Regions from separate parts of the Mus musculus genome. Here region 2 is linked to region 1. The links are chromatin loops, found by intact Hi-C in ENCODE. Cell type or tissue: heart. All regions are shown on one strand.

The links. Hi-C counts contacts between places; a loop is a spot of excess contacts. Peaks named below come from ENCODE experiments on the same cell type or tissue, not always from the same donor. Only the 100,000 strongest peaks of a DNase experiment are listed, where the experiment ranks them.
Region 2: it touches region 1 in a loop (6-fold over the local background); 2 of 42 quality-filtered maps call a loop at or near these places.

The regions. Positions count from the first base shown.
Region 1 is chr4:33,305,679-33,313,678 of GRCm38, reverse strand. Rngtt (RNA guanylyltransferase and 5'-phosphatase) reads right to left here and starts at 3,368. Exons shown (of 16, transcript NM_011884.3): 1 at 3,155-3,368. The coding sequence starts at 3,218. In heart, no CTCF peak of the experiment used is centred here; a DNase peak (open chromatin) is centred at 3,408; H3K4me3 peaks cover 1,642 bases; H3K27ac peaks cover 1,297 bases.
Region 2 is chr4:31,964,026-31,972,025 of GRCm38, reverse strand. It overlaps Map3k7 (mitogen-activated protein kinase kinase kinase 7), which reads right to left and starts at 7,919. Exons shown (of 16, transcript NM_172688.3): 1 at 7,644-7,919. The coding sequence starts at 7,763. In heart, no CTCF peak of the experiment used is centred here; no DNase peak of the experiment used is centred here; H3K4me3 peaks cover 1,718 bases; H3K27ac peaks cover 821 bases.

The DNA of each region.
Region 1 (8,000 bases):
GGAATACAGATCAGTAGTATAATTGACGAGTATGTGTAAGGCTCCAAGTTCAATCCCAACATCACTAAGTAAATAAATATTTCTTAAAAGATTCACAATAGAATGGTCAACTTGACTGAAGATAATACAGCTATCAAAAAACATCATTATAACCAAAAATACATATAAATATGCTGAGAATAAAAAAAGTTTCCTTTTTAAAAAAAAAAAAAAAACTTGCTCGTACTACAACTTGCTTAAATTGTCTTTCTCTTTTACTCAAGGAATTGAGTTTCTTTAAAACTTTTTTATTTTTCAGACAGGGTCTCCCTATGTAACCCAGAATGGTCCTACCTCTGCCTCCTAAATGCTAGAATTATAGGTATATGCTACTAAACTGAGCTTTAAATTATCCTTTTCCCCTTTGAAATAGTCTTACTCTGTATCCCAGACTGGCCTTCAACTCACACCAATACTAAATGCTGGGAATTACACACATATGCCACCATCTCTGCTTAAAATCTTTCAATCACTTTTATTAACTGTTTATATAGCTTTATTGACTGAGGATTTCATATGAAATCTTAAGGAATGCTTACAAAATACAAAATAGAAGAATCAACGTAAACAAGCGCAGAATCTCTGCTTCTAACAATTTCATACACTGCTAGGCAATATTGTAAAATATGTTTAATATATACACATAAAACCTTTTTCTTCATTAAAAAAAAAACAGTAAGTTGCAAGTTAGTTAAAGCTTAAAACTTTCACTTTTTCTTTTTCTAAATTTGAGGCAGGGTCTCATTATGCAGCCCCAGCTGGCTGGAACTCACTACCTAGGACAGGCTGGCCTCGATTCACCAGCCTCTGCCTCGTATGCTGGCATTAAAGGTCCGTCCCACCACACCCTGCAAATGCAAAACTGTTGGGAGAATGAAAAGACAAGCTAGAGTGGAGTTGACGAGTATAGAAGGAGCTATTTGACCAACTCAAGCGCCCTTTAAAAAGTGGGGCTCTAGGGAAGGGCAGGCATATTTGTTCCCGACATCTCGGAAGCAGAAGCAGGATCAGGAATTAAAGCTGATCCTCAAACTACATTGGCCATAGTTCAAGGCCAGCCATACAAACACACACAACGTGAGAGTGCATGATGTTTGCATTTATTAAAGGATGTACGCCATCAATGACAGAAAGCAGATCAACAGGACTACAGAAGTTTCATACAACAATGTATAGAAAGACTACTATGTGGAAGCTGTCATAATATTTTCCCTATGTCCATATGCTCAAACAGTCTCTAGGCAGCCACACAGTGGGTTACATAAGAAAAAAAATTGTATATTAAGGTGAAGTGTTTTAGGTAAACTGAATGGAACACATACCAAGAGCATGAGATTTAAACGTGTATGGGTTTTATGTTTAAACTCCCCTTTTTGAAGGTTTATGTATGTGTGTGCATGTGATAATTATGAGTATAATCCACATGTATGCAGGTACTAGAAGAAGCCAGAAGAGGCAATCAGATGTCCTGGAAGTGGAGCTGCAGGTGGTTGTGCGCCACTCTTCATGTTCTCTGGAACAGCAGCACTGAGACAACTCCCACGCTCCTAAAACTCATGTTTAAAGCAAGTTACTTGGCCATGACTTGGTGTCAGCATGGCCAGGTCTAGAGACGAACTGTAGCAGCAGAGCCCGTGGGTCCTTGTTAGTCTTAGAATGCCACCACTCCCATTTATCTGTCACCACATAATTGGTGCTTACTGGAATCTCCTGCCATGGGTACAAGTGTTCATACAAGTGTTACATCCACATAATGTAAAGCAACATAAATAAGAGAGGGGGGAGCAAGAAATTTTGAAGGTGGCAAAAATTCTGAGACTCCCTAAATTTAATTCCAAATGACGCCAGAAAAGATACCCAGTTAACCACCACATCCTGACCCACGCATAACACAACTGTTTCTTCCTATATGTGCTGAAATCTTCACATAAGCTCCATCCTAAAACTTCCTGCTTTGTGTTACCCAGCACAGCTTTAAAACAAAAAGTTACAGTTTTAATATACAGGTTTTAGCTCAAGAGTTAAGAAAAAGCCGGGCGTGGTACACGCCTTTAATCCCAGCACTCGGTAGGCAGAGGCAGGCGGATTTCTGAGTTCGAGGCCAGCCTGGTCTACAAAGTGAGCTCCAGGACAGCCAGGGCTATACAGAGAAACCCTGTGTCGAAAAAATACAAAACAAAACAAAAAAAAAAAAAAGAAAAAAGAAAGAAAGAAAAGAAAAAGAGAGTCACTCAGAATAAAGACAACCAGAAAGCAAGGGTGTGGGCTTCTAAGAGAGTGTGGGTACCAGCTAGCTCCTCAATAGGGAGCCACAGCTCACTGTATTTTGCCTGGTGTTCAGATAGCTAAAAAGAGAGAAAGGAAACGCTTATGTCTCATAACTCCGATAAGGAGACTTAGCAGATCTTTGCAAACACCTGCCCGATAATTACTCTATAGCTGAGTAAATCCTGTGAAAACAGAACTTGTATTCCTTCCTCAATTTTAATCACAAAAATGTTTTTGGCTTCTAGGTCCAGCAGACAAAGTTCCTAATTGCTATCTAACCCGGTTGCTGGTAACTGTGGAGCCTGGTCCTTTAAAGTTACCATGTGCGATGTCTCCACGGATTCAGAGAACTGTGCCTCCGTTATTTCATGTGTATTCCCTGGAATACATGTGTGTGGTCCAAAACTATCAAACTGTACACTTTGAAGTCACTGTTCTTTTAGCCAAGCAGTGACCCGAGCCTATAATCCCAGCTCGCAAGTTCGGGGATGAGTCCACTATACGTCAAACTCAAGATGGCAACATTCCGCAAAAAGTCAATTTTTAATAACAAAACCAAAAGTCCCCCGCTATCCAGCCTCGCGTCTCTTTAAGCTTTCCTTCAATTTCCAGGCTCACACCCAGCTACTCTCTTTCCGAAAACAAGTCTCGCCAAGACAGCGAGACCCAGTCTCCAAAATATCACAAAGAGGTTCACAAACTTTAAGCTCTAGAAGCGTCTGGTCCACCTCCGGTCCTCACTCCTCCGCCTTGCGGGAGTCCCGACTGGCGACCACCAAGCGCGCGGTCCCCCAGGCCCGGCCGGCGCAGTGAGATTCGAACCCTCCCGCAGCCCCCTCCCGGGTACCTGCCACCGGCTGACCGCGCCGCGGACAGTTCAGCCACCGCGGCGGGATCTTGTTGTAAGCCATGTCTGTGCCGCCTCGCCGATAGCTCCACAGCAAACCAGCCCGGACCCCAACGGCAGCAGCTCTACCCGGGTCCTCAGCGGCGCGCCACTTTCATTCAGGTTCGACTCCGCGGCTCCCGGCGAACCCACAATGCACTGCGACTTCCGCCCCAAAGGGCCCGCCCCCTTTCTTCCGAGGTCAGGCGAAATGGAAGCCCCGCCCAAGTGAGGGAGGGGAAGCTGCTGAGAACTAGATAGGCGGTTCCACCTGGCCCGCCCCCTTCAGCCCCGCCCCTGTATCTCAGGGCGCCGGCCTCTGCCACGCCCCGCCCCTGTTTTGCCTTTGTGAGTACTCTAATGACTGGTGTCTCTTTTTTTCCATCTAAACCGGAGAAACCCCCAAAGTAGAAGGAATCCAAGCTTCTTTCCACCTGTGGACTGACCTGCTACATTCAGAAGGGTATTTCACAGGTGAAAAAGTGCTTTTCCGTTAATCATAGCTCAAATTTGATGTCTCTGCTGGATCTGGGTCATTTGAGAATCCTCCCTTTACCTGCATCAAAAAGTCCGGAAAACCAGAGTCTAGGTTATTATAAATGAGTTTTCTTTTTTTGGCGAAGTGTAGGGGACGTGCTTCCGACGACCCATAAAACATCAAAAATTAGTTCCAGAAGCCTTAAGACTATCATTTCTGGAGCAGATGGTTTTGATGTGGTGTTTGTTTGTTTTGTTTATTGCTGGTTTTCACCTTTTTTTTTTTTTTTTTTTTTTTTTTTTTTTTGGTTTTTCGAGACAAGGTTTCTCTGTATAGTCCTGGCTGTCCTGGAACTCACTTTGTAGACCAGGCTGGCCTCGAACTCAGAAATCCACCTGCCTCTGCCTCCCGAGTGCTGGGATCAAAGGCTTGCGCCACCACACCCGGCTTCGCCCATTCTTGAGATTTAAAACACCATATGAAAAGCTGTAGCTATAAGCTTGGTTGTGGGCCACTAGGAGCAAGCTGGTTCTTCCTTATAATCCCTTCAGTCATCAACTTGACATGCCTGAGAAGAGGAAACCTCGATTGAGGACCTAATTGACCTGTGGCCCTGTCTATTGGGCATTTTCTTGATTGCTAATTGTGGTGGTTTGACTGTGCTTTGCCCATGGGAAGGGGCACTGTTAAGTATGGCCTTATTGGAGGAGGTGTAGCCTTGTTAGAGGAAGTGTGTCACTGTGGGGTGGGCTTTGAGGTCTCTGTGTGTGTGCGTGCGTGTGTGTGTGTGTGTGTGTGTGTGTGCACGCGTGCGCGCACGCACGCACGCTCGCACATGATCAAGTCTGGCAGAGACAGTCTCCTCCTAGCCGCAGTTGGATCAAGACATAGAACTCTCAGCTTTCTCCAGCACCATGTTTGCCTGGATACTGCCATGTTTCATGCCTTTATGATAATGGACTGAACATCTGAACCTGTAAGTCAGCTACAATTAAATGTTGTCCTGGTCATGGTGTGACTTCACAGCAATGGAACCCCAAACTATGACACTAATCAATGGCAGAGAGCCAAGCCATTCCTGATCCGATGGGTTAGTGGTTCTCAACCTTCCTAATGCCGAGACCCTTTTAATACAGCTCCTCATGATATGGGGCCCCAGCCATAAAATTATTTTTGTTGCCACTTCATAACTTAATTTTGCTACTGTTATGAATTGTAATGTAAAAATTTTTTAATTTTTGAAGATAGAGGTTTTCTAGGGACTTGCAACCAGGAGGTTGAACACCAAAATCAACTGGCAAGGCTGTATAGGGAAGCTAGCTGAGCAAGCCAGGGATGTCAGCCTGAGTTTCTCCAGAGTTCCTGCCTTCAGGCTCCTGCCCTTGCTTCCTTTCTTGATGGACCAAAAGGCCAAAGAAATCCTTTCCTCCCGAAGGAGCTTTCAACCAGGGTTTGATTTACAGTGACAACAAAAGTAATCAAACGAAGGCTCAAAAGAATAAATCTAAATCCTACCTCTGGCCTTAGGTGAAGGGAGGCACAATCTGACTAAATTTACAGCTTTTTTTTTTTTTTTTACTATTGATCCCACCCTTTAGAGTGTCAATCATCTGACCAGGAGAGCTGCTAGTTTGCCTAGGCAGGCCTGCTGAGGAGTTGGAAGGAATAATTTCTGCTTATTCTCCCCCTAATGAGATACTGTATTTACATACCCAAAGTCCTCCCCCCCCCCCCCCGTAATAGAGTTACTTAAAGATTTTCACTAATTCTCTCTGCTTTCTGCCTGTTTCTTAATTTTAAAAAAGCATAACTTTTCTTTCCTTCTGATTGCCTTTTTTTTTTTCTAATATTGGTCAAAATCGAAATCGTACCCATGCTTGCTTACCCTGACATTACAGACAATCTCATTCTCTCTGTAAAGCCCCGGTCATGTGACAGGTTCTTCAGAATTGAAACATTCCCTCCAAGTTGAAAGACTCACACAAAGTGTGAGACCTTTGAGCCTCAGGAGGTGAACAGTTATCTGAAAACAGGAAATTGGAAGACACCTGAGGGCTGCTACCCACACTGCGGGAAGATAGGATGAGAAAAGATAGTCAATGATAGAGTTGCGTATGAGCTCGGTAGAAAGCGCCGGGGTTGTAGATTTTCTGAATCGTCACCCACATTGGACTAGGCTTTCTAACCTTGCGTTTTGAGTTACCCCTGCTCCTCGTCACTAACCGCTGACTCACACTCCTGTAAGTGACCTCACTAAAACCTCATTGGTTCACCAAGTTGGAAACAAGTGTACCCATGACTCTGTCGTGGGCTCCCTTTGGAGGGTAGGAAATATATGTGTTGTGTCTCCCCAGCAAATGTCTGTCACACAACATCCCAGGATCCGAGAAGTTGCTTGCCAGCGTCTGCAGCCTAACCGTAATGCCGCGGGCCTTCTCTGTCTTGCTGATCTCCGGCCCCCTCTTCCCAGAATCTACCACTGCTTACAGATTGCCTACTTTGTTTGTTTTCTCTGCCCTAAGCTTCCTTCAGTCAGTTCCTTCAATCAGTTCCTGCGTGGTTGTGTTCAGCTCACTATGTTCTTTTTATTCAGTTGAGGACCATCCATGAAATGGCGCCACCTGTATTCAGAGTAGGTCTTTCTACCACAGTTAACCAGACTGAGAAAAACCGTCACAGCCCTGCCTCTAGGCTAACCGAATCTAAACAGTCTCCCCTTGAGGGCCCTTCTCAAGTGACTCTAGGTGATATCAAGTTTATAAGACCAGTAGGCACCTCTCAGTGGCAAGTTGGCTATAATATAACAGCCTGACTTCACAAGCACAAATTCTCTCTTTGAACTGCACAAGGAGCTGTAGTTCCTCTGGAACAATGGTTCCTCTGGCAAAACTACTTGCCACTCAAGTCTGACAGAAGTGGAGAACTAACTCCAAAACTTATCATCTGGCTTCCATACTTCTGCCATGGTACTAACATGTCTAAATCCAGGCACTCATACAGACATATTTAAACAAATCTTTTTGTTTTTTTTTTTTTAAAAAAATTATCTGTGTAAAGATTCACATCTTCAATCCTAGACTTAGGAAACAGAGACAAACAGCGCTCTTAAGTTTGGGGGCAGCCTGGTCTACATATAGCGTTCCAGACTAGCCAGGACTCCATAGTGAGACTCTGTCTCCAAATAAATTTGGGGTTTTTAAAACATTTTACTGATTTATCATTTCACATCATGGACCCCGTCCCCTCAAATCTACCCTCCACCCTTGGAACCTCCAGCCAAAAGAGAAAACACACAGCAAAATAAATAACACAAAGCATAGAAAACAGCTCATCGTGGAAGCTGTAGTGTGTCACAGTGTGTCCCACAGTACATCCTTCTGTCCACACATCTTCACTTGTAAATGTTCACTGCAGTGAGTCGTTGGTCTAGTTTGAGGTTTCTGGCTTCTGTGACACTGACAATACTGCTTTCTCTTCCTGACTATTCTATTGTTGTCCTATGTCATGGAAATCCTGCAGTTTTAGATCCAAAAGACTGGACCTTTCATGTGCCCCAACAATTCACAGATGGTGTAGATTTGGGGGTGGGCCAACTCAAAGCCCTGGATCTGGAACTGCAACAGAGCTGATCACCCCACCAGAGAGCCCTTATCCACACCACCAGGGCAAGCTCTCCAGCACTGTTTCAGCTAGGCCACCCGTGCCACCATCAGCAGAAGGCAAGGTTAGCTCTTCCACACTCATTTCTCAAAAAAACAAAAGAAAAAAGAAAGCTGTCTCCAGCAGAACACAGAGCTGGCAGCTTGTACCCCATCACTGACTTCCAGCCCTTTCTTCCACTGCTCCCAAACACCTCTTCCTCAGGGACCCCTCTCCAAGCTGAGGCTGGTCCTTGCCACTCTCCCAAGAGCTGCACCTAATGAGGGGTTGGACCAGTTCTCCTATTCTCACACAATGGTGCTGACTCACCCATGCCTTCACCATCAGGGCCAGCAACACTATATCGCACAGGCAAGATTCAGAGCCCACTCTCCCAAGTGGGTCAGCTGGCAAGGGATGGGGGCAGCTCTCCCAACTACTACAAGTGGTGAGGGACGAGGCAGAGAGGGTAATCCCCCTGTACCCACTCCACCTCACAGCAGACACGTAGCAGGACCATTTCTTCTGAGCCCACTCCTACAGAGCCTGCTCACTTGCATCCTATCCACCACAGACAGCTCAGCTGTACTGTCTAGGCCTGCATAGCCATCAGACTACAGAGCAAGTTCCAGGAAAGCAAAGCATGGACAGGGAGGAGACAAAATAGGGACATTAGTTTCAGGGATTTCT
Region 2 (8,000 bases), 1.3 Mb after region 1:
CATGGAGCCAGTGCTTAAAGAATTATATTTCTTTAGATCATAAAGACTTCTCTTTTTTTGCATATGGCATTATTAGGAGTAAAATATTAGCTGTTAGAAGTAAAAAGCAAAAAAAAATATATATTAAGAACTGACTTTTTGTGAGATGAAAATGAGACAGGGAAGAAATCCAAGGCTATACAACAAGACTACTTAGATTTCTTTTTTTTTTAACACTTTTTTTTAAAAACACTTAGAATGCCAAAGGCAAGCACTCACAATACACTAAAGACCTCAGCAGCCTCTCTTTCCCCACAGGCTTGGAGATTCAATGGCAGAAAGCAGTTCAAACTTTCTCCCACCCACACTCTTTCCTTTGATTAGCAGAGGCAGACAGCCTGGCAGACTGTGCTCTATAAACATGGGCAGCTACAGAGGCATAAGAACACTGATAAAGAATATCCACACCAGGCTTTACCCCAGGCTACCTTGGACCCAGTTGAACATGACAATGATTCAGAAAAAATCTTGCAAAAGGAGTAAGATAAGTGAAATTAAAGTCTGACCACAGGTAGGAGGCGGCTACTGTGGGGAGGGTTGAGACCTGAAATGGATTCATAGCTGTTCAAACACAGACCTTAACGCAAAGTGCTTGAGTGACTTTCTGACGATCGATGACAGCCAAAGGGAAAGCCAAGTCAGGAAGCATGGAGAAAGGTCTTTCTTCAGTGATACAACTGAATTGCCAACTGCATTTCTTTAACCCTGAAATATCTGAGTACCTAGTACATCCAGCTGCTGTTTCTGAGGGACTGAATGTTCTTTATCTAAACGGACAGTACCAAAGCGGAGGAGCCTTAGAAATAGAAAATAAGCTATGGCTCACAACCATCTAATTTTCAAAGCATCATATTCAACAGGTTAACTGTTGGAGAAGGGATTTATAAAAGGTTTTCACCCTTTCAGAAACAGGAGTGACTGGGATGATAGAGGCTTGCACATGGAGGGGTGAGGGGAGTCTCCAAAGGCAGCTACCCTCAATCTTTTCCATCCTTGTCTGCTTACTCTACTGAGGAGTTCATGGCTTTCCCCCTTGGGTCAAGTTGGTCAAGAATTGCTTTTATCAGTAGTATAGTGAACTTCCAGGAACCTCAAAATCAGGGCTCAAGAAGCTTTAGCAGTTTCTATTTTCTTCCTCTTAGAGCCCAACATCATGAGATAAAGGCCCACTTGATACAGAAAGGCCTCATGCAGGATGATTGGGCATTTGCTGGGTATAACTGATGACCAAGCAGACAGAGACACTACTCTGTCAGGCATGAAGAAGCAACCTTGGATGCCTCTGTTCCATGTGACAGTAATATGTATCAAGGCACTGGTTTGGTTTCCACCCAGCGGCAAGGGGCTGAGGTACTTATTTTACATATCAAAGCAGACCTGGCCTCCAGGTTCTCCCAGCAACTCTCAGTCTCTATCTGGCATACTCTGCCCGCCTCCTTGAGCTCTTCCCTCTATCCTTCTCTCTTCCCATGGTGACTTCCCTGGCCTAGTTCCTTGGGGCCAGTGAACTTGTCTGAGAGCAGCTTCCCAATAAACCCGCCTATATATAATCTAATCTGGCTTGAGTTGCCTCATTTCCTCAGTGGAGAAATAACCTATCACTACATGGACTTCTGGAATGAAATCAGAGGAACAGAAAGGTATGAAAAGAAGTGTTTGGCTATAGTAACTACGAATTAGAAACCAGTGTTAATCATTAGAAGACAAATTAAGAATAATTCCATCTTGGTCTTCTTCACCAACTAATAAATGTTAAATACCAATTTGAAGCTTGCATGGCTGGTGCTTTACCCAATAAGCCATCTCTCTGGCCAGCCCAAGTTCAATCCCGGAACCCCTACAAAAAGCAAGATGCAGTGGCATGTCTATACATGCAGTGGCATATCTATCTAGCACTTCCCATCCAGAGAGATGGGAAACAGAAAGAAGATAACTGCCTGGAAGTATGCAATATAGCAACAGAGATAGAAATAGAGACAGTTGCAAATAAAATGGAAGGCAAGAACTGACTCCTGAAAGTTGTCAGGTGGTTGTGGTGAAAATGTGTGCACTTGTGGGCAAATAAATAAATAGATAAATATTTAAACACCGACTCCATTCCCCTTACTTTCAGAGGATCACATTTCCTTTGACCTTATTAAGATTTGCAAATTGTGTTATTTTTCTAACTAATCCAACCCCCACATTCTGGAGAAACTTTATTTGGAGAGAATTTATTACAACTTGAGCCATACTCAGATGCTAGTAAAGAGCTGGAAGTTAAGTTCAGGTGTTACTGTATCTTTCGCTGTATAGCATACCATATCTTCACATGCTCTCTAATGGGCCACACATCCCACAGTATACACACACCAGAATGAGCTGCATTTCACTCCGATGAGATGACCAAACCACGTAGACTATTGCCATTATAGGACTCATTGGTTAAGAAAGTCTATTTCTAGGGACAGAGAGGCGGCTCAGCAGTGATCAGTACTGGCTGCTTTTTCAAAGAGCTTAGGCTTTGTTCCTTGCACCTCCAGAGAGGCTCACAACCATCTAATAACTCCTGTCCCAGGAACTGATGGCCTCAACAGACACCTACACAGTGCACAGACATATATGCAGGCAAAACACTCATACTCATAAAATGGTATAAAAGTAATAACAAAAGGTTCACCTTGTCTCTGTCTCTCAGGCTCAGAATGTAAAACAACACTTTCCTGATGGAGGTAATTTCCACAACTGTAAGAATTTACAAACTGGCAGAGACAATTACAAAATAATGAAATAAGTTATACTTTATTTGCTACCTCATTTCTAGTTCAAGCTGGTAATGTGTTTGCTCCACAAGCAAGAGGACTCAAGTTCAACAACATTTATAATTCCAGCACTGGGGAGGCAGAGATGGGCAGATCCCTGGTCAGCTAAGCTAGCTAGCCCACGTGTATGTTTCAAGCCAGCAAGAGAGCTGATGACACTCAAGGAAGAACACAGGGGGTTATCTGACTTCTGGATTCCACAAACAGGTATACAGGTGCACTTACACAGAGGTTAACATGCACACAGGCAGCCTAATTCCTTAAGGACTAAATATTACTCCTTTCCTTCATGTGAATAAGATTAAAAAAAAAAAACCAAACAAACAGCAACTAACATATGGAAACAGCTGTACCGAGTGTGTTCTTAATTTACTATTAAATGATTCATGTTAATTGTCTCCAATTCACTTTATTTAGTTCAGTGGCTATGGCTGTCGACTTAGTGTAGCTCTGTTCTAGGCACTATGTAAATGGACCCCCAGCTATGCTGCCATCATAGAAATCTGGAACATGACAGAAAAGCATAGACCCTAAAGTCATTAGCTAGGATGTGGCGTCTCCAACTATTCAGAGCTTCAATATCTATTAATAAACTGTCAGAGTAGAAGTGCTGACAAGACAGACTTGATAACACACAAGCAAAGCTCCGGGTTTCGCTTTACTACAGGCTTTTAAAGCCTCCCACAAAACATCTTCACCACCGACATCTAACTCTCTAGAACTGTAAGCCACAATAAACTCTTCCTTCAGTTGTTTTTGGTCATATTTTATCATTTGTAAAAACAACTAATACCACACCTGACTCACTTAACTAGCCTTTCCTTTAAATGTATGTCAGATTATGTGTTACCCTACATGCTCATGACACACAAATAATCTCTGTAGCCATCTCTTTACTGTAACCATTCCAGATGTCTACTGAGATCAGTGGCCACCAATTTCACATAGAAGAACTTACTGGTTACTCTTGGATATTCATAACTAACAATCCTATAGACTCATTTATTCAGGCCCTATAACTTCAGGCCCTCTTCTAGTATAAGCTACCTAATAGTCTATAGTCACTGTTAAATTTCTTTCTACCTAGTCCCATTCTAGTATATTTTAGTTTTAAAAACAAAATCTTTTCCATGCCTCTTCAATAAAACATAAGCAGACATGTAAAAAGAGTAGTTGTACATGCCAATATGCTTAGTTGTGGTCGACATTCTGGGACTTTTACAGAGTAATCCCTATAAATACAGTCTATGTACTTAAGTGACACTCCACCAATGCCTGACTTACTCATAGCACCTAGCTCTTTATAGTATCTTTTACTCCTGCTAAACATAAATATTTATTAAATATAATGGAATAGAAGGAATCAAGACTGGGAAGAATCAGATCTCATTTCCAGTGTAAATTCTGGCTTAGCCAAATTATGTAAAATAACCCTTGGCTTACCAAATATTAGAAAATCAGACGTGCATCCAATTCTCATAATTATGCTGTCATCATTTTATTTACTAGTTCAACAAATATTTAGAGAACTTTTAGGTGCTATGCACTTTGATTAGAAATGTAAATAAGATACTTTACATCTGGCTGAGATGGGCACACAATTCAGTTAGGAGCTATGAGGACAATAGAAATACTATGTCCCAAGTTCCTTGGGGAAAGCTTCTCTTAGGAAGGGACATTTGTGGAGGGACTTGAATGGTGAGAAGGAACTAGTCACATGATATTTTGGAGGAAGAGCACAAAGGCAGAAGAACACGTGCAAGGCAATTATTCACTAGTGATATTTTGAGCCAATGAGATAAATTTATTTGGTAAGTAGCTTCAATCCTCTCTCTACTTACTGGAGCTGATGTGTCCATTATGGCTTATGTGCTTGACCTACAAGTTTAACATTGTGACTTTGAGAAAGTAACTAATCTTAGGATTCTTGCATTGAGCTGTACTGTACAGAGAAGAAAATGTGAAATGTGCAGGCCCAACCTCTAGGAAGGAAAGGAGTATTCTGAGTCCTCCTTCCTAGAATTAGGTTCCACTGTAGACTACTGCAGTGACACTGCACATATACCTACAGGACGTAGACTCATGAGAGAGGAAGTTCAAATTCCAGCTCTACCACTGACTGAGACAAGAGGCTTTTGGCAAACCAAACTCCGTGACCAGTTGTCAGTATCTATAAAATGGGGATATCATTTGTCTGTCTACCCAACTACATTTCCTGGGAGATTATGACGACTGTCTAAGAATGCCCAAACTTATTGTGGAGAACAAGATAGTCCATGTTGGAAACAAGGTATTTTATTTTTACAACAGGAATAGATTTCTAATAATTTTGTCTAATCTATCAATTTAAGAGAGATATCACAGGTCTCCAAATTGAATGACCTGACTCCATATATTCTGACACAATGCAGCATCTAATTTTCTAAATCTGAGTACATTTTCCACCAAACCATCCAATCCTGAAAGTGTCTAGTCTATGTCCTGACTCTCTTCACTGACGTACAGAAGGTTAAAAACTGAATGACTTATAAAAATTAAGTACTCATGTAGATTTCTTAGGCAGAAAACTAATATAATCTGACATGAAAGTGAAGAGCCACAGTACTCTGATACTGCAATGATGGAAACATCTGCTGTCTTAGAAATGTGTATCTACGAAATGATTCCCCATCTGCCTGGAGTTAGATGTTTTCCTGCCACAGCTTCTAATTATCTTTGTGTAGTGCTGAGTCCATTATATTATGGGTTGAGAAATAAATAATGTGGTTCTCTCGACTTACTGTTTCGCTTTCTGTGGTGCTAGGATTGGAGCCTGAGCCTCAAGCACAGAGGGCAAGAACTTCAATACTGGGTTATACACCAAGCCATTCTTTTCTTAATTGATAGGGCTATGATATACTTGTCCATATAAAACACTGAAGGCATGTGAGATAGTTTTCATGTTGGGTCATCTTTCTGTTTTCCTATTTATGATTTAAACTAGAGATGGAATGTAAGTTGAAATAGTTTGAGTGCCCATGATGCACCTCTGACTGCACAATCTCTTTAATGTGCTCACAGGAAGACTATAATGGAAATTATGTAATGGTTTTGACATCAGAAAGGCCTGAATTAAATCGGGACTATAAAAATAAACTAGGTTCTAAGACGAAACAAATTTCAAAAATGTACCAGCTTTGGATTGAGGGCTTCAAATTGATTATTGTCTCCCTTAGCAACTTGCAGGCCCCAATGAGGCAAGAATGTGAAAGCTTTAAAAAGTTGTGTGCAAAAAACTAAGGCTGCAAAAATCAAACAAAGTAAGCTCGTGGAAATATGTGGTAGACCATGAAGTACAAGTTATTATTATATAACAATTTGTAGTCTACAAGGACAGCAATTCATGAGAGTACACGTAAATGCTTATTTAAAAGCTGCGATTCTTGTATACTGACTCACTGAAGTTTTAGTCTTAAAAAAGAATGTTATCCATGAAAGCTGGACCAACTACCCGCTTCTGAAAAAAGGAATTTATCTTAGCTTCAATGGGGGTGGGGGGGACATATAAAATGTTTTCCTCTTCAAAAACAGGCCTTCTTTTAGCATATGACCTTAAAGCAGGTCACCCTTCCTGTCTGGAACTTTGCTTCCTAACAATATGTCAGGCACTATATTGGATTTTCTGCACACACTGCTTAACTGGATTTGTCACACTGATAAAGTAGCAATCACTCCCATCTTACAGTTAAGGAAACGAACACACAGAAAGCAGTAGGAAACCAAGTCCCACAGTGCTCTGTCTATCTCTGAAGCGTCTTCCTCTGTCTCAAACCTTCCCCTATCCAGCACACTTTTTCTAAGATAATCATGCTCTCAATGAACACACTCATCTCTGGTTAGTTTTTGTGATACAAAGATATGACTTAGTAGTCCTCTAAGGTAAAGATGTATTTATTGATTGTTAATTTGCTTGCATCTTTTAACTCCTTACTATAATACTTTAAAAATGAAGAAAAGACAACTCAGTCTAGCTATAAAAAACCCACACATTAAGGCACAGAAAATGCACAGTGCTCTTAAAAAACGGTTAAACTCATAGAAACTGCGTGAACGCGTTTCTAACCAAAGCTTCAACGAGTTCTAAACGGCATTTTGAATATATGTACAGATTTTTTCCTCTTCAGTAAATATTAAGACTCTTAGAAGTCACTGGCCCCACTGTGAATCTGAAAATAGGCGATGAAGTGAAGACACTCTTCCACCTGAACATTGAATTTATTCGGTTTTTCTAACAGCGATTTCTGGTGTAGCGTAATATTCTGACTGTCACCATAATCACTACTTGCCTCTTCAGACTATGCTACTTGAAACATGTTTTCATAACAGACTTAACGTTACTAGAGATTGAAATTCATCTACAGAGCCCAATAGAAGGTAGAACTACCTACGGTATCAGAGAAAGAAGAATCCGGGACCAGGGGAAGCACCGTGAGACGTTCGACGTTCTCTTTACCAGCCTGTCCCAAGCATCCTTTCGTGTCACACACTGCGCTAGAAGTCACACAGACAGACAAGACAGACATACAGACAGACAGACAGACACACACACACACACTATCCTGGACTCTAACACCACTACCAGCGAGCTGAAATCCCGCGGCCACCAAACTTTGCTCAATCTATTTACGGATAATTGAACTGCCGACCACATAAGAATCAGGTAGAGAATCACAGATTCAGACTCAACCCCCGAAGCCCATGGGGAAGCCGCCTCCCGCCCGGGATCCCAGGCGGCGCGGGGCAGCAGGTCTCGGCCTCGCTCACCTCTTCCACCTCGATCTCCTTGTAGTCGATCTCTTCGAAGTTCAGGACCTGCGACGGCGCTTCGATCATCTCACTGGCAGAAGACGAGGAGGAGGACGAGGCGGCGGAGGCTGTCGACATGATCCCCCGCGGCGCCCGGGGGGCCGCGCCCGCCCTCCGGCTCGCGCAGCGCCCTTCAGCCCGGAGCCCCGCAGCCCCGCCGCCCGGCGCTCCGTGGCGCGGGACCGACCCGGGCCACCGCCGAGTCCCGGCTTCGGCTCCTCAGCGCTTTCCGTCGCCGGGCCCCGCCCACCACACTTCCAGTTCCGGTTTGAACTCGGAACTGGGAGGGAGGAGGCGCGCCTGCCGGACCCGAGC